Linked DNA regions of Mus musculus: all the other regions are linked to region 5. The links are chromatin loops, found by intact Hi-C in ENCODE. Cell type or tissue: left cerebral cortex. All regions are shown on one strand. Region 1 overlaps Stum (mechanosensory transduction mediator). Region 2 has its middle 12 kb from the start of Gm31728. Region 3 overlaps Stum (mechanosensory transduction mediator). Region 4 holds the start of Lin9 (lin-9 homolog (C. elegans)). Region 5 overlaps Gm31986 (a long non-coding RNA gene). Region 6 has its middle 20 kb from the start of Gm39712. Region 7 has its middle 27 kb from the start of Stum.

Region 1 (4,000 bases), 130 kb after region 5:
TCTAGTGTGGGATGGCTTAATACAGGGGCTTGTGAGCTTGGGAAGCTGTTTCCTCCCTAGCACCCCCTCATTCCAGGTGGATGGTGTGGGTAGACTTTAGGAGCCCCCAGAACAGTGAGTCTGAGGGGTGCTACTAGCTCCAAGCATCAGCCCCCTGGGCCAGGCCTGATTAGCATAACCATTCTCAGCCGATAGACAGTGGCTAATTCACTCCTCACAGTCCAAGCAGGCCATTGGTTCTAGGTGACCAGAGTTCATTTACTGAACACCAGCTATCTAGAAAGCAGGGCTTTGGACCCAGAAAGCGCTTAGTGGCACCAGGGCTCCTTAGTGACAAAGCTGCCTGGGTGGCATAGCTCAGGGCTGCTGTCCCAACCTTGGGAAATAACTCAGAAGACCATGCCCTGGCTATGAGTGCCAGGGGCAGACATCACAGGCACACAGAGAAAATCCACAGAGACTGTGGCACTGCCAGGATCTAATGTGGCATTGTTATCAGAGTGGCCATTCCTTCTACCAAACCAGGACCCTGGAGCAAGAGAGAGGACCAGGTAGCCTACTGTCGTAGCTCCATTTCTGTTGCTGTGGTAAAATACCCTGACCAAAAAGCAACATGCACCAGGAAAGAGGAAAGTTGGTTTGTTTGGTTTATAATCTAGCCTATGTACAGTCCATCGTAGGGAGGAGTCATGATGGCAGGAACTAGAAGTGCCTAAGTCACTACATCCACAGTCAACAGCAGAGAAACAAATGCATCCATGCTGTCCATGCTCCCCCACCCCCAACCAGTTTCATGTACTCTTAAAAAGTCCAAGATCCAGCCCACGAAATTCAGGGTGGATCGTCTCACTTCCATTAAACAAATAAGATAATCCTCCACAGGCCAATCTAATCTAAAATAATTCCTCTTTAAGACTTCCCTGGTGATTCTAGGTTTTGTTACGTTAAAACTATTCAACACTGTGTAGTGTATTTTAGGGACCATTGAGGACCCCAGACTGCGGCCAGGAAGCCACTATGAGATGACCCACCCCCCACCCTCAGACTGCCAAATCTTGCCTGGGTCAAGTCTCTGGCTGCCCTGGAGAGAAGCAAAGGAAGTGATGAGGGCACGGTCTACTCCCTGCCTCCGTGGCCCTGACCTGTGTCTAGCCCCAGCGACCCGCCCCCAAAGGGGGCGTGGCCCAGGTGCCGCTCAGCTCAGTTCATCTGCTGTTCTGTGAGCAACCTGTGGGGAGTTTTTGTTAAGCTTTCACAAGGAGACCAGAGGCTTCTCCCTGAGACACATACCTCTCAGAAGTCACAGGGAGGGATGATGAACGTCCTCCGAAGGATGAGAGCAGTATTTCTCCATGGCCCTCCTGAATCCTTGAGCTCACCCGCCCCCCTGGCTTCTGCAGGTCCCGAATGGAAGATGGAAGCAGATGGCAGCTCAAGACAGAGTCGGTGCCCGGAGCTGCCTGGCTCATGGGATCTAGGTCCTACACTCCCTCACAGGACCGAGGCTGCAAATCGTGGGGTGTAGGATGCTGGGGGCTGAGGAGCAGCGGGGAGAACTCAGCTATAGGAGACATAGGAAGCCAATTAGCTACATGGTTAGCACGTCCCCTAGACGGAAAAGGATTAAGATGTGCAAAAGAAAAGCCATCCACACATCGGGTCTAAGGCCAGCATAGAGTGGGCTGAAACCCCAAGACCAGAAAAATCCCCCCAAAGGCCCAAGGGTCCTGAAGCAAGAAAGAGATTGAATGAGTGTTCCTTTGACCTTAAGATTAAAAATGCAAGGCCTTAGTGATGGTAAATGACCTGCATGAAGAAAGCTGGGACTGTCTGTTCTGTGGTTGGAGAGGGCTTGGACTTAGAGAACCAGCTGGCCACTGCATCTCCTACTCCCAGGCAGAAGCGCGTCGGATTGCAGAGCAAGGTTTCCCTCTAGTGGAAGCAGGGAGCCAGGATACCATCTGCCAGCCCTGGGATGAGGTTCACTCCCTGTGCTGTGAGGGAGGCTCTGCAGTTAGCAAGCGTTCTTTCAGTGCTAAAGTGCTCAGGTCCTGAGCTCAGATCAAAGATGCCCTGTAGGTCACATCCCTACAGTATCCAGCCTCCACCAGTGACAGCAAGCTCGGGAAGACCTTTTCTTCACCTACCAGGAGCTCTGTCTCCTGCTAGAGAGTTCTGTGCCCAGGTAGTAGAGGATGTGGAGGTCATCTTGGACAGTGGTATTGTGAAGAGGTCATCTAAGTGGTGAGCAAGGGACTTAGAGTCTTCTTCATCTTTCTTCCTGTTAGTTTCTGAGAGCTGAATGCTCACAGAGGCAGTGTATACTTCCACTCAGAGTATGACCCAGCCTCAATCCCACGATGCACCAGGACACAATGAATCCCAACCAGAGTGGTCCTGTGCATCCCATCAGAGTGACTACAGTCTTGTTACAGCAATGCCCTTCCATTTAACTATCTACAGTATAGAAATCAGGCCAGTCCGTCATTTCCCCCAACCTTGCCAAAGCCAAGAGTCTAGAGAGTCCAAGCCCAGTCAAGCACAGCCCCACTGGGAGAGCCCAGACTCTTCCTGGCAAAAACAAACACTAGTTCGGTATGCCACAACCCCCCAAGGGAGACTAAAGAAATGACTCCACTAAAGTTAAGTCTGGGACCCAGTGAGTCTATGGAGCATTGGTGACTCTTGGTAAGCTATGTCACTGAGAAGCCCCCACCCCAGTGTGGGGACAACTCAAAGCCACAAAACTGCTGTCCTCACCCTGGCCAGTCACCCCTCCTCAACTCCGTCCACTGTGCACACCGGTTGCCCTCTCCTGGGGTCTGTGGGATCAGAATTCCCACTGCATCCCCCTATCCAGAGCTACTGCAGCCCCCCGGCTCCGGATTGGTCTGCTGGTGTGGGGGAGGGGCAGAGACCTCTTCCTGACGCTTTTCTGCGACTCTGGCAGGATTTTTATTTCTGAACGAGTACACTGCCTGCCCCAGCCCAGGAGCCAGCAAGGAGTAGAGGAGGGGGCAAGTTTTAAGCAGAGACAAATGACGTTGGGGCTTGTGAGAATCCCGCGATTTCCTGTGGAGTAGTCGCGGGCTCTTCCCGGGCTGGCTCCCTTGCACCCGGGAGCTCTTTTGTTTTGGAAGATGCTGGCAGCATCACTGTATTAAGAGCAGGCCGCGTTGTGTTGTGGATTACTGTTTTGGTGTTGCCGTTGGCTTTTGTCTGTTAAATTAACTGCTGTACATTTTCTTGTTCTCTGACGACATCGGGGGCTTACTTTTCTCACTCCTTCTCACAGGGACCCCATATGCCCAAGTCCAAGCACAGGTGGGGGGTGGAGGGCGGGTGGGGGGTGGAGGGCGGGCGGGTGGGGGCCCGGGGGTACGGAGGCATTGCCAGCCCATTCTAAAGATTACAAGTGTTCTTGGAGACTGCTCGGACTATCTCAGCCCTTGGAAAGATTCTAGACTTTCCTGGCTTAAACTGAAGCATGGGGCCCAGGTTTGACTTTTGCTTAATTTTCTCAGTGTCCCCAGGCTTGAGTCCCCACCCTTGTTTTGGGGTCCACAGAGCCCCGCAGGGGTAGTGCAGGGCTCCCGCTTCTCCTCCAGCCTTCTGCCAGCTTTGAAGACCTTCCTTCCAGCAATGCTACTGTACACGTGGTGAGGAACGCCACCCGCAACAAAGCTCGTGTACATATCTCCGTGTACATACGGAGTGTACATACATACATACATAATACAGTGTACATACATATAGTGCCCCGTGTTATAAAGATAACAGAGCATGGCATTTCTTTGGCATTCCAATTTTTTTTAACCCTTGGAAATATGGTTTTGGCAATCTTTTATTCTTCTTTTTCCTCTTTTCTATTTAATAAACATCCATGTGACCTTCCTGGTAGCTTCTTGAATTCCTGTGTCTTCCATTTCTGTAATCAGATCTCCAGCTGCCCTGAATGCTTTCGTCTCTCTCTCTCTCTCTCTCTCTCTCTCTCTCTCTC
Region 2 (4,000 bases), 300 kb after region 5:
ATTCCTCAGTTGAGAATTCTTTGTTTAGCTCTGTACCCCATTTTAATGGGGTTATTTGAATTTCTGGAGTCCAGCTTCTTGAGCTCTTTGTATATATTGGATATCAGTCCCCTATCAGATTTAGGATTGGTAAAAATCCTTTCCCAATCTGTTGGTGGCCTTTTTGTCTTATTGACAGTGTCTTTTGCCTTACAGAAGCTTTGCAATTTTATGAGGTCCCATTTGTCAATTCGTGATCTTACAGCACAAGCCATTGCTGTTCTGTTTAGGAATTTTCCCCCTGTGCCCATATCTTCAAGGCTTTCCCCCACTTTCTCCTCTATTAATTTCAGTGTCTCTGGTTTTGAGCTTTGTACAAGGAGATAAGAATGGATCAATTCGCATTCTTCTACATGATAACCACCAGTTGTGCCAGCACCATTTGTTGAAAATGCTGTCTTTTTTCAACTGGATGGTTTAGCTCCCTTGTCAAAGATCAAGTGACCATAGGTGTGTCGATTCATTTCTGGGTCTTCAATTCTATTCCATTGATCTACCTGTGTGTCGCTGTATCAGTACCATGCAGTTTTTATCACAATTGCTCTGTAGTACAGCTTGAGGTCAGGCATGGTGATTCCACCAGAGGTTCTTTTATTGTTGAGAATAGTTTTTGCTATCCTAGTTTATTATTATTATTATTATTATTATTATTATTATTATTATTATTCCAGATGAATTTGCAAATTGCCCTTTCTAACTCAGTGAAGAATTGAGTTGGAATTTTGATGGGGATTGCATTGAATCTGTAGATTACTTTTGGCAAGATAGTAATTTTTACTATATTAGTCCTGCCAATCCATGAGTATGGGAGATCTTTCCATCTTCTGAGATATTCTTCAGTTTCTTTCTTCAGAGACTCGAAGTTCTTATCATACCGATCTTTCATTCACTTCCTTAGTTAGAGTCACACCAAGGTATTTTATATTATTTGTGACTATAATGGCCTGCTTCTTTAAAAGGGAGTTTTTGGTGTCTGAACCCCTGTGTAGCCATGGGCACCAGCGTTGGGAGATAGTGAGCCCTTACTGGAAAGCAAGGGGTAAATGAGGAGAGATCTTGGGTTATTGGGATACTGGGAGGTGCCCCATCTCTGGGACTCAGGATTGCACAAGAGAATGAAGACTCTGTCGCCTCGCTACCATATTAAAACTGAAATGGTTCCAGAGGACAAAGTCTGATGGAAACTTTCTCAGCTTGCAGTTTGTCTGTTACCTGAGCACCAGATAAAATGTTCAGGGGCAGGCAGATTCTGGGGCCACACCCTGGACCTCCTAAGAAGGGGAAACTATTTCCTTGGGGGTGGTGTTCTTCAGCTGTCAGTCCTTAGGAGGCTCACAGGATCCAAATATGTGAGGCAGGTTACACTGGAGAGACAGGAAAAGGGGTGCCCAGGGCCTCCCACACAGAGCTTGGCTTTCCAGAAAGTACCACAGAGAATGCACCTAGACAACAGCACACTCTTCTCTTAGTCTGAAATTGTGTTTTGTTTTTTAAAAAACTCAACAATGTAAGGAAAAAGCTGTATTTCCCTGCCCCAGCTCTTAGCTGTTAAGTCCTGCAAGGTGACCTCTCAGTCCCTTAGCCAGCCTCCCACACCCACAAGGAATCTGATTTCCTGAGGATGGCATCCCAGATCCTTGGGGGAGGTGGGGGGAATGTCCCCTTCGTTGCTCATTTGAATGGTCAAGACCTAAAGAGAACCCAAATAGCAGCAAACTCAGCTAAACAGGAAAGGGGCGCCTCCCAGTGTTGAGATAGAGAGATCGAACCAAAGGGTGCTGGCGCCCTCTAGTGGCAAAGAAACTGCTTTCTCGTCTGCCCAAGGATAGACAGGCTGTCTCTCAAGGGTTCAGGACCGCCATCCTTCCAGGATTAGAAGGAGAAAAATGTATGCCAACAGGGCATTATTAACTTTGGTGGTTTTAGGATGCATCGCTACTGTGTGAGATAATGTGTATGTTTCCCCAAGAATCACTTTCCAGCGTCACAGACTCGGGGCCCTTCATTATTTGTCAGAGAGGTTAAGACCTCTAGACTCACCTAACATACGACCTGTAGACATACTGTGAGATCCGTGTTACCGAGGTTCTCAAGGCTGTATTCTCTGGGGAACTCACACAGCTTTAGGATAGCTCTTCTGGGGAAGTAAAGACCAGATCCCTCACAGGCCAAAGAATTTGTGTGAACCACCCACACACTCCTGTGCAGAGCTCATACACCTGCCTGTTGGCTAAGCTGTCCTCCTCACAGCTGAGGATGCCAACCCTGTTAGCTTAAATCAGAGAGAACTCATACTCCCATGGCATACACGCTGGGGAGGGAACTGCAAAAATGAATGGCCAAGTACCTGTTTACTTTGAAAGGGACTCCAGGGTCCTAATTAAAGCTTAAGGAGCGAAGACCACACCTCCTACTCATTAAGATGGCTTTTGGAAAGAAAACTGAAAGCTGCTGCGGGTGGAGGAAGCCAGTATGGCTGCTCAGGTTGCGTAAGGTGCGGCTATTCCATTTCCTAGGACGTAACTACAAGAGCTAAAAGCTGGGTCTCAGATATTTGTTCATGCACACCAGTGTCAATTACAATAGCTAAGACATGGCAGACTCAACTGTCCACCAGTGGGTGAGCAGGGTAGTGTAGCCACCCAATGGGAGACTATTCAACTTAAAAAAACAATAAAGCTCCAATCCATGCTACATGTAGCAGCCCTGAATACAATATGCTAATTAAATGACCCAGACACAAATATATCAGGGCTCAATATGAGTATAATCACTAAAATCACGTAGAGAGAGGTATGGTGGTTGCCAGTGTCTGAAGGAAAGCGGGGGGGGGGGGGGCGAGGGGGGAGGCTTCAAATAGCTCCTTACTCAGTTTTACTTTCCAGAATTTCAATTACCCCAAAGTCAACTATAGCCCACAAGGAAAACAAATCACGCAGAAAATGCCAGAAATAAATTTATGTTTCAAATGATTCTGAGTAGCATGACAAAATCTTCTACTGTCCCACCCTGCACAGGCGAGACATCCCCTCCCTTTCACCAGTATATTCACGCTGCATGTACAAATATATACTGCTTAGCAGCCTTCTCGGCTCCACTGGCACAGTACTTCAGTGTTTGTGCTCCAGGATGCATAGTTGACTTGCCGATGACGTCAAAGCACAACAGTAGCGATAGAAAGAAGGCACCAATGTGCAAACAGGCAAGGACAGACTAGCTCTGATACCGTGGGCCAATGCTGTGCAGCACACAGGAAGAGAGAGAGGTGTGTGCATGGTTCAGTACTGTCCATGGTTCACGGATAGCCACATGATGCTGTATCACCCATGGGTGCTGGCAATTGAACCTGTGTCCTCTGGAAGAGCAGTGAGAGTGCGTAACCATCGAGCCATCTCTCCAACCTCAGGGACAGGGAATTTAAGGAATTCTCTGGACTTTCTGCTCAATTATTCTGTCCTAAAATCTTCAACACTTTAAAAAGTTCTAGAAGTGGGTAGAGGTAATCGTGTCACACCATGAATGTTCTTACAGCCACGGAGACTGCCTAAGAGTGGATAAACGGTGATAAATCTTATTTTGTCTGTGTTTTGCTATAATTAAAAGGATAAATAGAATAGTCAGGTGTGATGGTGCATACCTGAAATCTAAGCAATTGAGAAGTAGGAGGGGATGGAGGAAGAGAAGGAGGAGGAGAAGTAGGTGGACAAGGAGAAGGAGGAGGAGGAAGAGAGAGAGAGGGAGGAGGGAGAGAGAGGGGGAGGACTGTGAGAAGAGGAGAAGGAGGATAGGGGGAGGAGGAGAAGGAAGAGGAAGAGGGAGGGAAGGGAGGCAGGCAATAAAGTCAATGAAGTATGGGAAGGAGGAGTGCTGTTTAGAGTGGAATCATAAATAAACAAACAGGAGAAAAATGAGTCAGAATTGGATTGTAATTTAGGGACCAGACACAGTTGCACATTCAGAA
Region 3 (4,000 bases), 100 kb after region 5:
AAGGGCCTACAGAGTAAAAAGGCAGAGGGGAAGCCCGGCCCTGCTGTCTTGAAGATGACTGTGTCTCCTTTCCTTTGGCTCAGACTCCTATTTGACCATCATAGACGTGGTAATCACTCAGTGAGGGCCTGGCTGCCTTACTGGCCTAGTTGCTCTTCAGGGCTAAAGGCTCAGAAAGGTCATGTCTGGAAGATTCCAGGAAGACCAAAGCCTCCTGGGACAGGCCCCCACCTCATAACAGGGTGTTCTCTTCAGGGCTGGGGGTGAATCCTAGGGCAGCAACACTCCTGAGAAACAGAGTTTTAGGGCATCTTTGGACTGCTTAGAAGAACTTGTGGGAGGATGATGGCAGGACCATACCTTGACCAGAGCAGTTTAATTATGTATCTTCCTACCTCTTGCTCCAACTCTTCCTGTTTTAAACCCCAGAGATAGATTTTGGGTCGCTGGACCCCTTTATCTGTCTCTCTTCTCGATGTGGCCAAATTGGGTAAATCTCCTCTTTGTGACTGATGCGTTGTTCTTGTCTTCAATTGGCATCTTGGGGACCGGTGGCCAAGCTCAGCGTGGTGGGGCTGCCAGGACTGAGGCTTTTGATCTAGGAACTTTAGCTATACCACCGGCACTAGGTGGCAACATCATTTATCAATAGCGCCAGGCATCAGTGCCGACTTACAGAGAAGCCGTGTTCCCAGGCATGAACAATACAAAGATGTGGAGGGGTGGAGAGGGGCAAAGAAGAAAGGATTTGAAAAGCCATAGGAACTGAAAGTGTCTGCAAAGTACAATCCCCACAAGGGCTCTCTCGAGAGCGGGTCAGGATTTGGCTCAGTGCTGCTTAAGTGAGCACCTGGGCATTGCCAAAGGGTCTGAATCATTCAGAACTATGACTCATAAGGAATTATGAATTACTAGAAAGTCATCATGTGGACTGTTATTTTGTAGTGCCAGGAACACAAGGAGGGCCACCCAGAAGAGGAAGTGCAGGATATCATGTCTGGCCAAACATGAGGTGACGTGTGTGTGCCAAGCGTGTGCAGGTCTGAACATATCTATCATTCTATCTGTGTTTAGGACAACTGTGTATTGGGAACTTTGTACATATTAGAAAGGTGCATCACACCAGTCTTGTGACATGTGGCCTTGTTCCTCACACCTGTGGGAAAGACCCACAACCATCCCCTGTACAGATGGCCGAGACAGTGGTAGCTGCTGCTGCTGCTGTGTGCTTCACTGAGGTGGGGTTGTTTTGTTTTTAACAAAAATTGATGAATGAGAGATGTTAGGTAGGATTTTGTGCTTCCATAACAGTGAATGAGGCCTGGACAGGGCTTATTTCTGGGGTGCTCTGGCATGCAGGTCACACCCTAGGCTCAGGGAGAAGTGATTTCTCCTGCTTACCCACCTGTCCAGCTGTCACCCCTGGCAGTGACTTGTTGAGGGCCTGCCAGGGCTGCTTTGAGGACTTCCCAGGCATTTTGTTTGTGTTCTAAAATAGCCCAGAGTAATTTGGCAGGGACAGCTGCAGGAATGTGGCTCACCACCCAGTCCAGGGTGGAAGTGGGAACCGGTGCCTCGCCCGACACGCAGCTCCAGCCTTTCCCTGCAACACACATCTAATTGAAAATGTTTTAAAGCACCCATAGCTGGCAGCTTGACTGGGGCTGGTGGGTGGCCAGAAGAGAGAGGATCCTGCTGGGTGAGGACAGAGAGCGTCACCCTGCAACAGGGCCTGCCTGCCTGCTGTCCCCTCTGAGGACCACTGTTTGGGCTGAGCTGTGGAGAGGATCCTGGATGGACCGTGGACAGTTTAAGGTGTGAAATGTCTTGGGGGAAGAAAGCCAGCTGGTGTATTCTCTGAGAAGCAAGAAACAGAAACAAAGCCACCTAATTGCTACACAGAGGAATCTGCTAGGCAACATTCTTAGCTGGCTCCCCAGCGCGGGCGGATTGATGGTCCTCCATCAGGAACCCAGGTCGCTGGGGTGGGGTAGGTATGTTGTGTGCAAACAATTATGTGTGTCCTTCCCCAAATCCTGGTGATCTTTTTCTGGATATTTTCTTTTTAGCTGGAAGAATACTCAAGCTGGCTTGCACTCGACCACATGATAGCTGTGTGATCTTGGCCAAATGACCTTGATAGCTGTGTGGCTTTGGTCAAGTGACCTATCCCCTTTGCATTTCTTCTCTTTTTTAAAGTTTTTCTACTTGAGCAATTTTTTTTTCTGCCTCCAGGTCCCAAAGGTTGTCTCATATATATTCTAGAAGTTTGATAGTTTTAGGCTTTATACCATTTCTATGTGTGCCTCAGTTTCTTGATCTGCAAAATGAGGATAATAGTACCTATTTCTTTGGACCCTCTTAGAATGATTTGAGTTATTACATATGTAGTCCTAGAATAGTACTTTGCATACAGTGTGATTATTGTACATGAAATTTCACTGTGGTAAAGTCACTTCAACTCCCCTGGTCTAGTTCCACGGGCCTGATGCTATCTGAATCAGTAGGACCACTAAACTGTGGGCTGGTCGAGTGCAGGAGGGGTCCTCTTGGCCTGTGTCTCTGAGCTTGGTGCCTTGCCTGGCTTGAAGCACATACTTAGTTCATTTGGAGTGATAAGGATGATGTGTGATCTTACGCTGCTGACCTCTGGCCTCAGGCACATCAGAATCCCCTGGGAAGTCAGGCAAATCTCCTACTTTCAAAGATGCTGATCAGGAATAGAGTGAGCTGTGGTCTCCGCAGTCTGGAAAGGATTTCAGGGGGCGTCAGTAGAAGCTTGGACTTGGGAAAAGGAAGTCCCATGGTGATTGCTTCTGAGAGCAACTTGCCTTTGTGCCTCCTGCTTAAGTCTGTGTCCAGGACAGCATGGGTGAGTGGGGATTCACATGGGAGCCCTTGAACTCACTATGATCAACCCAGAAGATCCAAGCCTTCCAAGGCACCAAGGATGCAAGTGAATGTTTGAATCAAATTGAACATAGAACTCCTTGGCAAGGGGTGGTAAGGTCTGCCATCTTAGAAATGCAAGAAGCCACTGGAAAGACGGAGCCATGTCTCACTGGTCCATCAGAGTCTGCCCCAGCAAGGCTTCACCACAGCTCCAGGCTGGGCTGGCCCACACTGCTTGCTCCACCTCCTTGAAGATCCTCCTTCTCAAGTTCCCGCAAACAGAGCATTCGTTGGAGTTTCCTTGAGGTTTAAAATGTGGCCTTTGGCAAGGAGCTGTTCACAGAAACTAAACAGGGCCATGGAGAAGACTCTGTGGAGTTGAGTGGGGAGGAATGTGCTTTTCTAGAGCAGTGTTTAAAGATGCAGCTGGGATTTGTTTCTTAGCAACAGGGCTCATCCAAAGCACACTGGCAGTGTCAGAACACCCGACAATGCTGGATGCCCGCAAGCACCATGTAAAAATAATAATAATAAAAAAAGAAAGTACTGAACAGGAGCCAGGGGCTGAGCACAACTCCTCCAACAGGTGGGAAACTCAGAGCCACGGACAGACAGATGTAGATGCTATGGGGTGAGTCTAGAGCACCAGGTCTGGCCACACTCTGCCCTCCTTCTTCTGTTTGTCCATCTGTCCGCCCGTCCCTTCCTCCCTCCCTCTTTCCCCCATTCTTCCCACACACAGGAGCTTCCCTCTCTTCCTCCCTCCCTCCCTCCCTCCGTCCCTCCCTCCCTCCCTCTCTCTCTTCCTCCCTCCCTCTCTCTCTTCGTCCCTCCCTCTCTCTCTTCCTCCCTCCCTCTCTCTCTTCCTCCCTCCCTCCCTCCCTCACACAGGATATCCCTTCTCTCTGTGAACATTAATAAGCCTGCCTCTCCTCCAGCCTCATCTTTCCCAGCCCCCGAGGCCCATTCAAAGGGCCTTTGAGCCCGTTAGCCTGAAGACAGGGGAGCAGTTAGGAACCCACAGTCATTTTCTTAGCTCCATTTTGCACCATCAGATCCCTTTAAGGTCGAGTCATTCTCAGAACAACAGCGTTGTTTAAAAATACAT
Region 4 (4,000 bases), 76 kb before region 5:
ATGAGGAAAAGCCTAAGTGGCTCAGCTCTGGTGGGCTGCTGACCAACAACCGTGTGACTGCAGGTGAGACAGCCCTGAGAAGTCACAGAGCGTACCCATTACAGATGATGAAACATTTTACAGTACAGCCCAGGCTGGCCTCCAACTTAAGAGTTAGCCTTTTGTCTTAGCTCACATGTGTTAGGTTAACACACGTCACGGTGCCCAGCTTAAGAAAAAAAATCTCTTCAGATGGCAGGTAACATTCTACTTACTTGAATTATCTATATTTTCAAGCATCGTAAATATCAATCAACCATATTCTCCAAACAAGAACGATAAACTTAGGGATATTCTATAGATAATGCCTTATCAATACAGTAATCACTAGCTATTTAAATATAAGTCAAGATTAAATAGAAATAAAAGAGCAGCACCTGAGCCATCTAGTCACAGGTGACTACCGGTTGCTCACTGCACACTAGAAAAGTGACATCTCCATCCACCATCGAGAACGTTCTTTTGAGACTTAGCACTGGTCTAAATCAAAATTAAAACACAAACATTCTGAATACTGGCAACCTGAACTTCTGACTTAACAATATAAGAAATACACGATATCAAAGAAAACAGAATTAAGAGTTATCTCTCTTTTAAAGGCATATTTGCGTTGCCCACAGATACATCTTACAGAGTTCGAGTTTTTTCTTTGCTTTTGAAACGGGTTTCTCTGACCTGACTTCCTGTTGGGGCACACCAAATGGTTAAAAAACAAAACCACTACTTTATTTGTCATAAAAATGATACAATCGTTCTAAATACAGATTGCTCAGTTTGGAGGTTTGTTTGTTTGTTTGTTTTCCAAGACAGGATTTCTCTGTGTAGCCTTGGCTGTCCTGGAGCTTGGTATGTAGACTGGGTGGGCCTCGAACTCGGAGATCCACCTGCCTCTTCCTACCGAGTGCTGAGATTAAAGATGTGCGCCACCACACCTGCGAACCTTTCGTTGACCAAGGGCTACAAATACACACCACAGAGTACGTGTTGCTTCAAGACCATTTTGTAACTAAAATGCCTTTTAATAATGTGTGCAATATGAAAATTACAAAATTGTTCCCTTGTCCTTAGGTCGCAGAGTAGCTGGCTTTACTGTCTGCGGACAGGTGAACATCCGTCTCAGAGGTTGTGAGTATAGAAGGAGAAGTGAGGCAGTGAACAGGGGTGGGTGTCAGGCAGAATAACATACTTATATGGGCTGCGGTGCTCACATCCGTGTGTAATGCCCACCCCACAGTCTAGAGACACATCCACTCAGGAGGGAGACTGGGAATGGGGCTACCTCGGCACTGTATCCCGGCTGGATCATCTCCGGAAAGGTCCAGGGCCACCTGTAGTCCCAGGGGAAGGGGCCAAGCCTGTGTGACACGGAAGAAAACACTTCCAGGATGGACGCGGGGGGTCGGGGGGAGCGATCACAAGTGCCTGCAGAAGCAGGAGCCGTCAGAGGATCAGATCGGAGGCCCGGGGCACCAAGAGGGGCTGTGTCCCCGGTGCCCAGCCCGAGCCCTCCCGGCCCCCGGCCGGCGAGTTACATAACCGGGCGGGCGAGGAGGACGGCGCCCGCAACTGGGGGGCCGCTCTTCGCCCACCCCGGCCGGCGACAGCAGTCGCTCCGGGAGAGCAGCCGCCGACTCCGTCAGGACAGGCTGGACTCCCGGGCTTTCGGTTTCCGGCGCTGGCGCTCGCACAACCCCAGAAACAGACACACAAGACACCATAACAAAGGCGGCGACGCGGCGGCAGCGCCTGAGGAGGAAGGCCGGGGACTGCGGTGGGCTGGCGGCCATCCCACCTGCCCGGCAACCGGACTCGGCCGGTGCGACCCCGGGACGGGCAACCGGCGGGAAGGAGGGCTGCTCTGAGACGCTACTTACTCTCGTCAGGCAACTGGTCGAGCTCCGCCATCTTGAACGAGCCGCGCCGCTTTTTCAAAGGCTGCCCGCCCCGGTGCATTGTGGGGCGGAGACTGTCTGCGAGGGAGGTTCGAATGAGGAGCTCGCGGCCCGCGGCGCCTGCTCCCGCCAGGCCGTCCGGCTCCGCCCGAGCCCGGCGGGAGGGGGCCTCGGGGCCTCGCCCGCACCCCGGGCCGGGCCCGGAGGAGGACAGGGGACGCCTCGCCGAGAGGCCCGGTAGGGCCGAGCGCGGGGGGCGCGGCGCCAGCACCGATGCGCCCGCCCGCGCCGCCCCCCTCGCCTGCGCTCGCTCCCGGCGCGCGGCCCGCGCTGCGGCTGCGGGAACTGCAGGCCGGTTCCCGAGGGGAGCGGGACGCAGGCCCGGGCCGGTGGCGCGGCGGACGAGACCTGGGTTCCTGGTCGCTTGGCACGGAGGGGGCTCTGCCCAAAGTAACGTGGACTCGGCTCCCCAGATCGCGTTTCTCCGGCGCCCCGGCCCCTGCCCTTCCCCCCCACCGAGTGCCCGGGCCGCGGCGTCCGCTTCGCCTGCAGGTCACGGACGCGGGGTCCGGGCGGCCCGGGCCGGAACCTGAGCTGCGAGCGGCCGGGACGAGACCTTGAGAGGTCACCAAGTTGGTGTAGGCCGAGGGCTAGTGAACTGTCCTGCTTTCTTTCTCTAATGCGCTCCACCCGAGACCGGTAGTGAGCTGGGAGCCTCACAGTGACTAAGGATGCTTGGGGAAGACACAAGTGACACTAGCCAAGTGTAATGAAACTGGATGGGGATTCCTCCCTTGCTGAAAGAAGCCGGGAAAGATTTCACGGTTCCCATCTGTAACACTTTCTAGTATTTAAACCACGGTGGCTTTTCAACTACTATTTTTACAAGCGTGGTTGATCTCCGGGGTGGGTCTATTCTCCAGGGATTTATGAGGAGGGGGTAGTCGGCGAATGGAGAATTTAAAACAAAACAAAAACGAGTGGATGAGTGACTTCCACAAACTAAAAAGTTTAAAGATGGTTCAGTGAGGTGAGAGCAGATCTAGACAGGCCAGCCCAGGCTAAGTTGGGCTTGGTAAAAAGAATAAAGCGAGGTCTTAAGTAGTACGAAGGGCAGGCTTTCATTTCTTTTCTAGAACACATTCAAGAATGTGAGGCACAGGTTGGAGAAAGACAAGATGAGACTCTTGGGCGAGCAATAGAGTGGAAGACTTCAGGCTCAGGAAAAGGGCAGCAGGCTGTGAAAGTTAAGGGTGCAACTTGGGCTGCTACTTGTATCAGTCCCAGGCAAGCTTAATACTTGTGCTTCAACTTCTCCTCAGTAAAATGCAGGCAAAAATTCCACTCTTGCTTAATGAGTGGAAAGAACTTATAATGGCTCCTTGCAGCCAGCTGTTTGCTGCTACAGCCTCCAGTTTATAGACAGTAGGGAGTACCGCTGAATCTGGGGTGGAGGGAGGGGCAGGATGGAAAATCCACCTTTCGAGAGGTGAGGGGAAAGACTAGTGCGAGCAAGAGAAGCACATGGGTGCTGGCCCTTCTGGGCCCAGGGTAAGTGGGGGAGGAGGTGGGCGGGAAGTAAAACGTTGTAACAAAGTAACCTAGCCTTCTGAGAGAATCTAACCCCCCCTGAGCCTTCTGAACACATTCAGACCAGCCTGCCTCGTAACAGGAAACTGGTCCTGCTTGGGACTTGGGTGTCTTCATCAATTTGAAAATGAGATCGGGCATAATTTAACTCTCTGAGAATAAAAGAGCAGCAATCAACATGGAGGAAGCTGAGAGAGAAGAGAGAGGCAAGAATGGTGAAACCTAGTAGACAGGTGTTGTCAGATCAGAGCAAGTCAGATTTTACTCAGAGGCAGTTTTCATACATTTTTCACTACCTTGGTTTCTCTCTAATGTAACAGCATGTGTTAATCCATTTATGCTTCTGAGACAAGGTACCTTGTGACTTGCTTGGTAATTACTAAATGACAGACATTTATTATGGTTCTGGATTCTGGCAATGTCCGGTGGTTGTGATGAGGGCCGCTTTCTCCTTCCATGATGGGTATCTTGCTGTTATG
Region 5 (4,000 bases):
CTGCAGAAATGCAGGATTTAATGTGATAGCTACTTCAAGCCATTGCTGCCTTGACTTCCCCACCATGATGGACTAAGAGTAAAATAAACCCTTTCTCCATGACTCACTTTCGCCATGTCATTGTATCATGGCGATGAGGAAGGAAGCCAAGACAGCTTAAAATGTTTTTTTTTCTAAATTCCATATTATAAATATGTACACTCAGACAGACAGACAGACATGCACACACCTATATGTTTCGGACATAGAGTCTCATGGAACCCAGACTTATCTTTATCTTGCTATATAGCCAAGGTTGGCCTTGAAATCATTGCCTGCCTCTGTTGTCCCAAGTACTGGGATTACAGTGTATGCTGCTATGCTTAGCTCTTAATATTATTAAGGAAAATCCATTTTGTTTATGTATATGTGTGTGTGGGGATATGTACCCCGTATGTGGTTGTGCCCTCAGAGGCTAAAAGAGGGTATCAGAACTTCCGAAACTGATGTGACAGGGGGTTGTGAGTTACCCATCATGGGTACTGAGAAGCAAACGTGAGCCTTCTGTAAAAGCAATATTTCTATCTGGAAGCCATCTCTTGAGCCCCTACTATTATTATTATTTTAAACATACTTTTGGATTGCCAATAAGAATGAATATATATATTCCTTTTCTTCTCTTTCCTTCTTTTCTTTCTTTCGTCCCGGCTCAGTGACTCGCTTGCTTCACCACATGTGTAGCTGGGACGCAGGCGGACACAGCTGCCCCAGCAACACTGACTTTCTTGTATACTTCACCAATCTTTTCCACGTCCTCTGTGGATTTCCTGTGCTACTTTTGCCGGAAAGACTTCCCCACGCCATTTGTTAAATTTCATAGCTTCACAAAAGATTTACTTATTTTTATCTTGCCTGCATGTATATGTACATATGTATACTGTGTGCACACTCATAGAGGCCAGAAGAGAGCACTGGTTGGAGCCTCTGAAACTGGAGTTACAGACAGGATGAGCCTCTGTGTGGGTACTGTGAACCAAACCTGGGTTCTCTGGACAAGAAAACTCCCAGTAGCCCTTAACCTCTGAGCTATATTGCTAGCCTCCAGTTTGTGTGTGTGTGTGTGTGTGTGTGTGTGTGTGTGTGTGTGGGCGCGCGCGCGCGCGCGAGCGTTTTAATGACATAGACTTGTCTTACTTATTTCCCTTGTTTGCTCTTAACTTGTGAATGCTCTCTCTTTCCTATAGTTTAAGGCCCAAGGCTGAGATTAGACATAGAAAGTTCTATGATGAAGGAAAAAGGAGCCTGGGCCAGTGGATTAGCGAGGCTGTGGCGTGGAGGCAGCTCTGTGTTGCTTTGCTGGCTGCCTCCACCATACATGCCTTTTCTACGCCTCTTCTTTCCACCGATGTCAGATAAGAAGTGTGTTGTTATTTCTTTTTCTTGCATTTCTGGGGATGGAGCCCAGGACTAGGCAAATCTTACTGCTGGGCCCAACAGCCTTACTGTCTTTACAAATTTTTTACATTTATTATGGAGTGTGTGTGTGTGTGTGTGTGTGTGTGTGTGTGTGTGCGCGCATGCGCATAGGGGCTAGAAGACAATTTGTGGGAGCTGGTTTACGCCTTTCATGTGGGTCCTGGGATTGAACTCAGATCCTCACGCTTGGCTATAAGTGCCTGAACTTGCTGAGTCATCTCACCACCTAGCCTTACAGGTACATAATATGTGAATTATCTTGTAGTCTTAACCCTTAGCCTAGGACCTGGCATATGGTGGCTATTCAATGAAAATGTACTGAATGAACAAATGATGCATATGTAAATAAATATGTACAAAGAAGGTGGGTGGTTTTATTTTTCTTTAAAAAAAATATCAGGACAGATGCCCAAGGATATACTGAAGAGTTGGGAGCATTGTGTGATGCCATTGTTGGCTAGTTAATTCCATTTATCCCAGGCAGGCAGAGCCCAGTCATGTTTCAAGGGCTCTACCCACGTGGAGCAGTATCTGCTGAGCACATTTCTCACAGAGCAAATAAACCCAGTTATTTTAAAACACAAGGCCAACATCATGGAACTCACAATTGCCTCTGAAAATTATGTTCCCTGCTAAGCCTACGCAGTTGTCCTGGCTGCTGCTTTTCTGTCAAGAGTGGAGCTTGGTTGTGTGGGAAGAGCCATCGCAGGGAGAAGGAACTGGGCCCACAGCCCATCTGAAGGCTGACGGAGAGCCCCTGGACACAGTGAATCCTTCCTTTGTCCCTCTGGTGATGGCAATGCAAGGGGAGGTGTGCGTCCTCCTAGCTAGTCCGAGAACCTTCAGCATTGCTCAGTGCCGGCATGGACCTTATAAAAAGAAGATCATCTTGATTTTTGAAAAACATGCATACGGGAGGGTAGGAAAGTCAACTGCAGATAGACACAACTGTTAGTTGATTCTGTTTGTCCCGGGCAGGTGGAAAATAGGAAAGAAAACTATCCCAGTTAAAGAGGGAAAATAGTCTCACCAAACCAAAGTTACTACAGCCCAGTTGGGAAGCCTCATGCTTAGGAAGCCAGGTTCCTTTGTCAGTAGTTACAGAAGTCTAATCAGAGTGTAGATTTCTTAACTGTATTTGCACACAGGCGCTTTTCAATTGCGGTGATTTATTTTTCAATAACACTTCCTTTAAAAAAAATAGCTTCAAAAATTCTGTCATTCTCCTTTCCATATAATTTCCAAGGGCAGAAAATTTCAACTAGAAATGAATAAACACGTGTAATTTCACTTTTTTTTTTAAGATTTGATTTTTTTCAATTACAGTTGAGTCTTACTGCAGCATGATTTATTTGACATATTGAGAAATAACTGAGGCAGATCTTGTTCCCTGGAAGAACAATTACATGCAGTGAGATCCTCAGGATTTTAAAACAGGGAGGGATTGTAGAGGCATGGGCGGGGGAGACGCTAGAAAGCAGAAGTTTCCTGTTTTCTGAAGGTCGGTTGCCCAGCTGGGGCAGCCTGGAATGAGTGTAGAGTGGCCCAAGGTGTCCTCCATGCCTCCATGGTGACGTGATTCATTGATGAGCTGTGGTCAGTGTTCTCAGAGGCCCATTCTGCAGCACCTAGGTGAGGGGGTCGGCTGGGGCATAGACCTCAGTAGTGGTCAGCAAGCCCTGAAATTACTCATACGTGGGAAGCTGGGTCAACTCAAGCCAAGCTAGGTCATCCGACTGTCCCAGAGATGGTACCCGAAGGACCAGGCTCCTCTCCAGGGTATTTAGGGAACCTGACCCATGAGGACCTTTCTAGAAAAGCCTTGAGTTAAAAACTCAAGGCATGGCTAGCTGTGGTGGTGCATGCCTTTGATCCCAGCCCTCAGGAGCCAGAGACAGGCGAATCTCTGAGTTTGAGGCCAGCCTGGTTTACAGAGTGAGTTCCAGGACAGCCAGGGCTACACAGAGAAACTCTGTCTTGAAAAAACCAACCCCCTACCCCCACCAAGAAAAGAACTTAAGGCCAGAGCTTGACACTTGCCACAGCCCAGCCTAAACGACATGTGTTTCCTTTCACCAGGTGTTAGATCCTTCTTTATAGTAATCCCCTGTGTATCTGGCTTTTCTGTTTGTCTTAGTCCGTTCAGGCAGCTATAACGAAATTCCACAGACTCAATGGCTTACAAACAACAGCAGTTTGTTCTTCACAGTCCATAAGCTGGGGAGTCCAAGATCAGGGTATCGGGAGAGGTGGCATCTGCCTCCTCACAATGGATGTGTTTTCCATCATAGCTCCTCGTGGCAGAAGGGACAAGGAAACCTCGGGGCCTCTGTGTATGTTGTACTTGCATGCGAGTTTGCATATATGTGGTGTATGCATGTGGGTATGGAGGGCATCAAGTGTTCTGAGCAGACACCACCTTGTTCCTTTGAGACGGTTTCTCATTGAGCCTGGAGCTAGGCTGACAGCCAGCAAGCTCCATCCTCTTCTCTGCCCCCTGCCCTGACAGCGATGGGGTTACAGGCTCATGTGGCTAAGCCCTATT
Region 6 (4,000 bases), 140 kb after region 5:
CACATCATAGCAAGAAGGAAGAAGAACAGAGCAGCAATCAGGAGGGGCTGGGGCAAGACTACACCCCTAAGAGCACACACCCAGCGTGGAGGACAGAAGGGAGGACGGAGGACTCCACCTATCATCTATATACGTGCCTGGGGCCAGGTGTGCCCTCTCCTGTGCCTAGCCTTACACGCCCACAGCTTGGCCTTCCCTGTTATATAGAGAGGGAAATGAGAATGTGAGAACGGCCACACTGTGTGTTCTTCACAGTGCTGCTGAGCCAGCCAAGGTGATGGTGAGCCTGCTAGAACCTCAGCTGGGGCCACAGCCCAGCAAGCACTAGAGCTGAGCTGTCTCCAGCTATGGTGGTGTGACCCAGACCTGTAGACCTGGCTCATGGTGGTCATCTGTTCCCTAATGTGAAGCCAATGCAGGCGCTTGAAGTTACGGAATAAGAAACTGCCTGGGCGTGGCTGGAGAGATAGCTGGCTCTTGCAGTGATTATGCACGGCTGTGATCTAAGCTTACAGTACTCTTCCCCCCCCCCCCCAGAGTCATGCACGTGTTTACTTATGTTGTAGTAATAAGTGCTGAAAACAGGAAATAGGTTGGAAGTAACCTTATAAAACAGACATTTGCCATACATGGTAAAAGCAACATACAAATATTGTTTTCTGGGCCAACTGGGTCAGTTGGGGTTAGCTGGTGTCAGTTGGGTCTAAGCGCTGGAACCTGAGGTAACAGACATCCAAGCCTCTGCCTTGAGCCCTTAGGGAATGAGTAGAGAGGGCAGCAGCTGGGCCTTCGGTATTCTTTAAGATCCAAGCCTTTCAGCCAGTATCCAATCAGCCATTCCCACTGTGCTCTCCACAGATCAGGAGCTAAGATGCAGGTCGATTTATAGAGAGGGGTGGGTGTCTCAAACACACACTAGCTACTGACTTCTGGATGTGTCTCTTCATCTCCTACCAGCTGCATCCCTGAGCCAGGTAACTGGAATTACAAATGCCTGGCTGCTGAGTGACGCGAGACACACCTGTAAACTGCCCCTCCCCCTTTCTCCCTAAAATGGAAAATCTTTTACACCTAATGTAGAAGTGGGATTGGTTTTGAAGTGTTGGCTATTTAGCCGTGAGATTAACCACGAACCTGCAGGAGTAGAGGCTCAAAGGATTTTGTTTGAACCGGAAGGGAGGTGGGCAGGAAGGGGACACCTAGAAGATGATAAGTCAAACCTTAAGGAAGGGTGGCAGGGCTTTCTGGCTCCACAGGAGTGAGCGAGGCTGACCTGGCAAGCTTGGTTTCTCTGCACTCCATGGACCCCACGGCATCCAGACTGTTTCCTTAATTTCCCTCTAGCTTACGGCCTCGACCTCATTATAGAACTTGGCATCTCTCCACTGGTTAGCATCATTTCCTCCATGCAGAAGTGTCACCTCATGTCATTGCCGAGGAGCCCCCAGGGACACCTGTTTGTCACTGGGAGACACTCCACATTCCCCATTTGCTTCCGCTATTCCTTGCCCAGGCCTGAGATCCGGCTATGACCACATTGTGAGCTGCACATGGGTCCTCTGCACATGGGTCCTCGGCTCTGGCCACTTGGAGCTATTCCTTCCCTGTGTCTCTGTGCTGTGTGTCTGCTTCCTCCATCCTTCAACCCTCTGGATAATTCATATTCAGCTTCTAAACTCATTTTGGTGGCATTTCCTTTGCAAAGCCTTTCCTAAATGGCCTTTATGTTCCTGACTTGGGTGAGGCCTCTTTTTTGTCCTATGGGACCCCTTGTTTTTTCTGCATGGTGTCCTTTATACTGTACCGTATATTCCTGATATCTGTCCACCACCACCACTGTGCCTTAAATGTGGGCTCTGGTATTTACTAGAGCAAGATGTCATTTGTAAATTAAATGCATTCCCTGACTAGCCTCCTTGTCCTAGGGCCATCTTGCAATGCACCTTGATGTCCACAAGGGGGCAGGCTCCCTAATGGGGCCTCGCGGTTTCTAGTCTGTCTTGAATTCATGCCAGCATGTGTTCTCAGAAAGCATGACTAAAATTGGGCATTTTTTTTTTCTTCTCATTGAAATAGAGCAGGCCTGCTGCTGTCAAAAAAGCTATCACAGACCCCGTTTGTCCGTAATGTGCAGAAACTATTTTTAAAATCGTATGTGCTACTGTCCCGAAAAGCACAGAAGTCATGTGGGACTTTCTCCCCTGCCCCCACTTTAAATCCCACTTTGCTGATTCACAAGTTTGGAAAGTACAGAGAGGAAAGACTAGGTCAGATAATGACGCTGGTTGCAAACGTCTATCTTTGTGGCCTGAACTCTGTGACCTCTAAATGTCCCCAGGACCAAGTGTGCAGAGTAAGGAGACCACAAGGTAGGACCCCAATTCCTGGTGAATTTGTCTCTGTGAATTTTCTATTGGGGTCTATTAGGGGTTGTGGCTGTCACCTACGGTGTCACCTACGGGGTTTAATAAAAGCTCCCTTTGACCCTCCCCCATCTTCCGCACAGCGAGGAAACGCCTGGTCCCCGAGCTTGTCTGCTTCCCAGTCCCCACTTCTCTGTTGAATGTGTCATTTTATGCCTGTGCATGGTGTGCTAAATGCCAGGAGCTGGGCCACAGCTGTCACAGTGAAAACGAAATTGAAAAAAAAAATGCCACCCAGGCTGGTTCTTGGTGTTCCCGGGAACTGGATGTGTTTGCTGCATTTCTGTGGCAGGGTGTGTGATCCAGACTGTGAATGGCAAGCAGACGTGGTTCTGAACCCTCAGTCTGCGGAGAAAGGGGACTGGATGCCATGGATGCTAACACTCAGCTGCCTGGAGGGTCATCCCACGCCTAGAACAAACAGACCCTCGCTCCAGCAGTCTCGGGTCTCCAGCCCCACTTCCAGGCCTGCAGGAGAACAGGGACTACCAGGTACACTGACTCTGGGCCTTGATAGCTCTGTCCCTACATATCCCAGGCACCAGCATCCATGGGCTGTCCTAGGGATCCTGTGGCACAGCCTGGTACCAGAATACACGCCCTGGACTGTCCAGGGAAGCAGAAACAGGCAGAATCACAGGCAGGTCTCGAGTTTGGTCCAAAGCAAAGTTTGGTCTGTTGTTTCCTAGTTCTGTCGCGAAGAACTCGGGGATGGCAAGGTTCATCTCATAGAGTTGTTATGAGTATTAAACTACTTTACCTTTAATCACCTGACACTTAGCAACTCACAACCATCGGCCACTGCTACCTTCGAACAGGATTCGGCAGTTCTGTAAGGGGTTGAATGAGACCCTAGATGATATATAAAGTAGTGACATGGTGGTCTCTAATAAAGCTTTATTTATATGGTCTAATGTCTAAGAGGATGCTTGCTCTGGTGACTGCACAGCTGAAAGGTGGGAGAGGGGCAGAGAATACAGAGTCAGCTATGTAGTATGGGGAAGGAAGGAGAGAGATATTCTTTTTTGTTTTTTGTTTTTTTGGTTTTTCGAGACAGGGTTTCTCTGTGCAGCCCTGGCTGTCCTGGAACTCACTTTGTAGACCAGGCTGGCCTCGAACTCAGAAATCCACCTGCCTCTGCCTCCCGAGTGCTGGGATTAAAGGCGTGCGCCACCACACCCGGTGAGAGAGATATTCTTGTATAGGGTTCAGAAGGGCTGGTACAGGCAGGAGCCTCTTAAGGGAGTCTCGGATACCACCTCCGGACTTAGGGACCCTGTGTCCCTCATATGTATACAGCATTGCTGTGCAATGAGCACTCTACCTCAGAGGAGGTTCAGAGTTCCCTCTCAATTAATTAAAGAGTTTCTACAGTTGGCTGTTTCTAAGATTCACTGCCAGGCTGAGCCACCTCGTGCATTAGTGAAGACAGGACAACCAAGGAGCCTGTGCAGACATGGAGGGCACATAGTAGGGCTCATGGAGCTGGCAGACACTGAAATGTGCCCAAGTCACCAGGCTTCTCCTGCATTATCACTGATTCAGCGTGGTTCTGGCTCCTTTTTGCCACACAGAAC
Region 7 (4,000 bases), 55 kb after region 5:
ACTAGGGCCTGGGCTAGTGTCTTAGTCAGGGTTTCTATTCCTGCACAAACATCATGACCAAGAAGCAAGTTGGGGAGGAAAGGGTTTATTCAGCTTACACTTCCATGCTGCTGTTCATCACCAAAGGAAGTCAGGACTGGAACTCAAACAGGTCAGGGAGCAGGAGCTGATGCAGAGGCCATGGAGGGATGTTCTTTACTGGCTTGCCTCTCTTGGCTTGCTCAGCCTGCTCTCTTATAAAACCAAGACTACCAGCCCAGAGATGGTCCCACCCACAAGGGGCCTTTCCCCCTTGATCACTAAATGAGAAAATGCCTTACAGTTGGATCTCATGGAGGCATTTCCTCAACTGAAGCTCCTTTCTCTGTGGTAACTCCAGCTGTGTCAAGTTGACACAAAACTAGCCAGTACAGCTAGCCTTTGCCCAGTACACATAAAGCCCTGGGTTCAAATCTCAGAAGGATAGGACCAGTGTCACCTGATTCAGGATCCTGACTGCCCCATCCCAGGCCAGAGTCAGGTCTCCTAGTGATGGTGACAGAGATGACCATCCTAAGGATAAGGCAGGGTTATCCAGTACAGACAGGAAGGATGGGTGCCCTCCCTCACACTGAGCAAGGCTTGTGTCATAGGGCCTATAGTGGAGGCTGTATACAGAGTCTTAACTGCAAGTGCTCTTACAGACTGCTAGTTAGTCCATCTTTCTGTCTATCCAATCTTGTGCGAATTCATGTGTCACATCTCAGATCTCCTCTTCATTCAAAAGCTGCTGTGCCTGGAAGAATGAAAAACAGAGACCTGTTTCTCATTGCATTGTTTGTTCTTGGAATCTGCCTTAATTAGTGTTTTATTACTATGAAGAAACACCATGACCAAGGCAACTTATAAAAATATAATTTAACTGTGGGACCACAGTTTCAGAAGACTAGTCTATGAATATCATGGCAAGGAGCATGGTGGCAGGCAAGGGGGCCAGCCAGCGTAGTGCTGGAGCAGTAGCTGAGAGCTAACATCTGATCCACAAGCTATAGAAAGGACAGAAAAGGCCTGGTGTGAGTTTGAGCTTTTGAAACCTCTTCTAACAAAACCACGCCTCCTCCAACAAAGCCACGCCTCCTCCAACAAAGCCACAACCCTAATTCCTCTAAGACAGTTTTACTAACCCAGGACCAAGCATTTAAACATCGGAGCTTCTGTGGGCCATTCTTACTCAAACTACCACAGGGACCCAGAACTGTGAGCAAGAATAGGAGAGTCCTCACACCTCTGCAGTGAAGATCATTGTGATTTTTCTGGAATGAAGACTTGCAAAATAACTGGGGTATATTATGAAGGTCTGCCGCCGCAAGTGAACATGAGGCTCGACCACATGCCACAGCTGCACCGTCCGTGTGCCCCATACCTGTTACCTGCCCACATGCAATGCCCTCAGTGTGGCATACCAGCTGGAAGGTGCGGGAGATGGCGCAGTGCTCACAGGCCATCTGTTTCTCACATTAGGAACGCAGAGAGGTGAGGCTGCCACGCCCACTTGTCAACCGCAAAAGCTTAATTGGGCCAGAAATATTCTCCGGTTCCTGCTTCTGCAAGACAGATCTCAGCTGTCACCAAGCATCTGTGGCATCCGGAAGGGACGAGCAGAGTTCTGTGGGCTGGAAGCTTGGAGAACAGATGTCCCTCGTCTGTGCCAGTTATGCACAGAGGTTTGTTTTCTTTTGCCTGGACGCTGTGCGTGACCACCGCATTCCAGGGCTCACCTGTGCGTGATCACCACGTTCCAGGGCTCTGGAAGCTCCCTCAATGGCACTTCCTCTCCTGCTCAGGGTATTTTTTGGATTTCTCTGTTGACATGGTCAAAAGCAATGGTCAGAATGAGTAGGAAGGAGAGTGGACAGGGGGGTGGGGGTGGGGGTTAGGGAGGCAGCACACTTAGATGCAGGGGTGTGGGGAGGCAGCATTCTTATAGATTTCCTAGATTGACAAGTATTTATTGAGCACTTACTCTATCTAGTGATGACCTGGACAAGGCCGGAATTTGTAGCTGGACAGAGAGCCACAGACAAGCCAACTTATATCATTGATAATATCTGACAGTGAAATAGGCTTTGAAGAAAAACGAAGCAAAGTTGGGAGAGAGGGAAGGAAGGGTTTAATTTGGATGGGACAGTCAGTGTAAAGGGAACAGAAAGACCAGTCCCCTTTGGGGACATTAAGGCTCTGTAGGACCCGCACTGGAAAGGAGCAGAGAGGTGTGCAGTCCTGGAGATGTCACGGAGAGTTGAGATGGGCAGCACCCGGAGGCGGGGAGTGGATGACTAGATGTGTGCACTGCATGGCTCCCTAGATAGCCCTGCATGGAAACTGAGGTTCTGGCTTTATGGTTCTCAGAGCACAGGCCTGCTAGGCATGGTAACCTCAGCAGAGCACATGGATGAACTGGAGGCCCAGCGAGCAAGTGTGTAGTCCAGGGCTCAGGGCTCAGGGCTCAGGGCTCAGGGCTCAGGGCTCAGGGCTCAGGGCTCAGGGCTCAGGGCTCAGGGCTCAGGGCTCAGGGCTCAGGGCTCAGGGCTCAGGGCTCAGGGCTCAGGGCTCAGGGCTCAGGACAAGGGGCCCCCTTGAGCCAGAGGCATGCATCTCCTCACAGGCACACAAATTGCTTTCCCAGTGCATAACATGCTCACAGGGGGCAATGGGGCAAAGGGAAGTTCTGGTGGGAATTGCCCATGTCTCCAAGGGTCTCGATTAGTAGTCTCAGAGCACAGGCAGGGCGACTCTGGAAGCCCAACTGCTGGCTGGATTGATCCTCAATGCAGTCATTTCCCCCAAACCTCACCTTACAGAGACTTTGAAAGTATCCCAGTTACTGCCAAACTGAGACTCCTCCTAGACTCAGGGCAGGGTGAGCCCCAGGCCTGTAAGTCACCCAGTGAATGACACTTCTGTTCCTGTCTTTAATCAAAGCAACCAAAAGGTTAACCGTGGACGTGAAAGGGTGTGGGGTTTGCTGATTTTCCTGGTATCACTGAAAATGGCTCATCCTTTACTGCGTTGTCTCCCTCTTCCCCAGTGCCCAATCTTAGCACTCCAGAAGCCCAGTGGAGGCCAATGAAGGCGCATGGAAGTTTGAGGCCCCAAGGCGGAAACCAAATTGTCAGTTTTCTTCACTCATAGACAGCTGCCTTGGCACTTGGGGATGAAGCAATGAATGGTCCCTGAGCCCAGCCCACAGGCTTGCTGACAAGGTGACCAGCCCAGCACCGAGAAGCAGGCGCCGTGTGAAGCCCCAAGTCAGATCAGCTTGTGGAGGAGAGTGTGAAACCGGCCAGTGCTTTCACTTCTCTCAGCCCCACGATGGACTCATAGACACAGAGCATGTGCAGGGAAATGAGGGCTGCAGCCCGAGGAAGCTTTTTCTATCCTTGAGGGAAATTCAGCAACTGGCATCCTGTCCCCTGCATTCCCAGCAAAGGCCAGGAAGATCTCTTGGGTATGGAGAGTATAGAGAGAAGCAGAGTATACTTTAATATAGTTTAAAGAGAGATATGTTTGGAGTGGAAGGAAGGAAAGAAGAGGGTATGTGGGGATGAACATCCCTCTTCTGAACCCCCACTCCTACATGGTGCACCCACCCCCACGTGTGTCTGCATCTACACTGTCAGATACAGAAGGGATGAGAACTTGGAGGGCAGCCAGGAGGGGGAAGGCAAAGGAAAGGATAAGGAAAGGAAAGGAAAGGAAAGGAAAGGAAAGGAAAGGAAAGGAAAGGAAAGGAAAGGAAACCACATTGGGGATTGTGGTTGGCAAGCCCGGGGTCTCCTTGGGTTGGTCAGCTTTCTCTTGCAGCAATGAAAGAGCCTTAGCTAATCCACTTAACAAGAGGAATGGTTGATTTTACTCACGTTTTCAGAAGTTTCAAGTTCATGGCTGACTGGCTCTGCTGGCTTTTGGCCTATGGCAAGGCAATGCACCACTGTAATGGAGCTCTTGATGGTATGAACGG

Evidence for each region. A loop is a pair of places that touch in the nucleus more often than their neighbours do. Peaks named below come from ENCODE experiments on the same cell type or tissue, not always from the same donor. Only the 100,000 strongest peaks of a DNase experiment are listed, where the experiment ranks them.
Region 1: it touches region 5 in a loop (3-fold over the local background); 23 of 42 quality-filtered maps call a loop at or near these places.
Region 2: it touches region 5 in a loop (3-fold over the local background); 19 of 42 quality-filtered maps call a loop at or near these places.
Region 3: it touches region 5 in a loop (7-fold over the local background); 3 of 42 quality-filtered maps call a loop at or near these places.
Region 4: it touches region 5 in a loop (2.2-fold over the local background); 7 of 42 quality-filtered maps call a loop at or near these places.
Region 6: a loop joins it to region 5, with 3 times the contacts of the local background. A loop is called at or near these places in 23 of 42 quality-filtered maps.
Region 7: it touches region 5 in a loop (4-fold over the local background); 4 of 42 quality-filtered maps call a loop at or near these places.

What each region holds. Positions count from the first base shown.
Region 1 is chr1:180,432,281-180,436,280 of GRCm38, reverse strand. It overlaps Stum (mechanosensory transduction mediator), which reads left to right. Exons shown (of 4, transcript NM_001081227.2): 4 at 1-3,908. Among named protein-coding and RNA genes, the nearest start is that of Gm39712, 26 kb to the right of the region's middle. In left cerebral cortex, a CTCF peak has its summit at 1,946 (motif pointing left); DNase peaks (open chromatin) are centred at 172, 1,484, 1,953 and 2,448.
Region 2 is chr1:180,266,597-180,270,596 of GRCm38, reverse strand. No RefSeq gene overlaps it. Among named protein-coding and RNA genes, the nearest start is that of Gm31728, 12 kb to the right of the region's middle. In left cerebral cortex, a CTCF peak has its summit at 1,827 (motif pointing left); DNase peaks (open chromatin) are centred at 1,808, 2,197 and 3,242.
Region 3 is chr1:180,460,159-180,464,158 of GRCm38, reverse strand. The region is part of intron 1 of Stum (mechanosensory transduction mediator); the gene reads left to right. Among named protein-coding and RNA genes, the nearest start is that of Stum, 21 kb to the left of the region's middle. In left cerebral cortex, no CTCF peak of the experiment used is centred here; DNase peaks (open chromatin) are centred at 887, 1,586, 1,851 and 3,278; H3K27ac peaks cover 1,720 bases.
Region 4 is chr1:180,639,311-180,643,310 of GRCm38, reverse strand. It overlaps Lin9 (lin-9 homolog (C. elegans)), which reads right to left and starts at 2,161. Exons shown (of 15, transcript NM_001103182.2): 1 at 1,914-2,161. The coding sequence starts at 1,992. In left cerebral cortex, a CTCF peak has its summit at 2,272; DNase peaks (open chromatin) are centred at 1,976 and 2,578; H3K4me3 peaks cover 1,937 bases; H3K27ac peaks cover 644 bases.
Region 5 is chr1:180,563,158-180,567,157 of GRCm38, reverse strand. All of the region lies in intron 1 of Gm31986 (a long non-coding RNA gene), which reads left to right. Among named protein-coding and RNA genes, the nearest start is that of Parp1, 3.7 kb to the left of the region's middle. In left cerebral cortex, no CTCF peak of the experiment used is centred here; DNase peaks (open chromatin) are centred at 833, 1,644 and 2,069; H3K27ac peaks cover 820 bases.
Region 6 is chr1:180,426,506-180,430,505 of GRCm38, reverse strand. No RefSeq gene overlaps it. Among named protein-coding and RNA genes, the nearest start is that of Gm39712, 20 kb to the right of the region's middle. In left cerebral cortex, a CTCF peak has its summit at 1,943 (motif pointing right); DNase peaks (open chromatin) are centred at 1,370, 2,014 and 2,641; H3K27ac peaks cover 593 bases.
Region 7 is chr1:180,508,188-180,512,187 of GRCm38, reverse strand. No RefSeq gene overlaps it. Among named protein-coding and RNA genes, the nearest start is that of Stum, 27 kb to the right of the region's middle. In left cerebral cortex, no CTCF peak of the experiment used is centred here; DNase peaks (open chromatin) are centred at 1,584 and 3,312.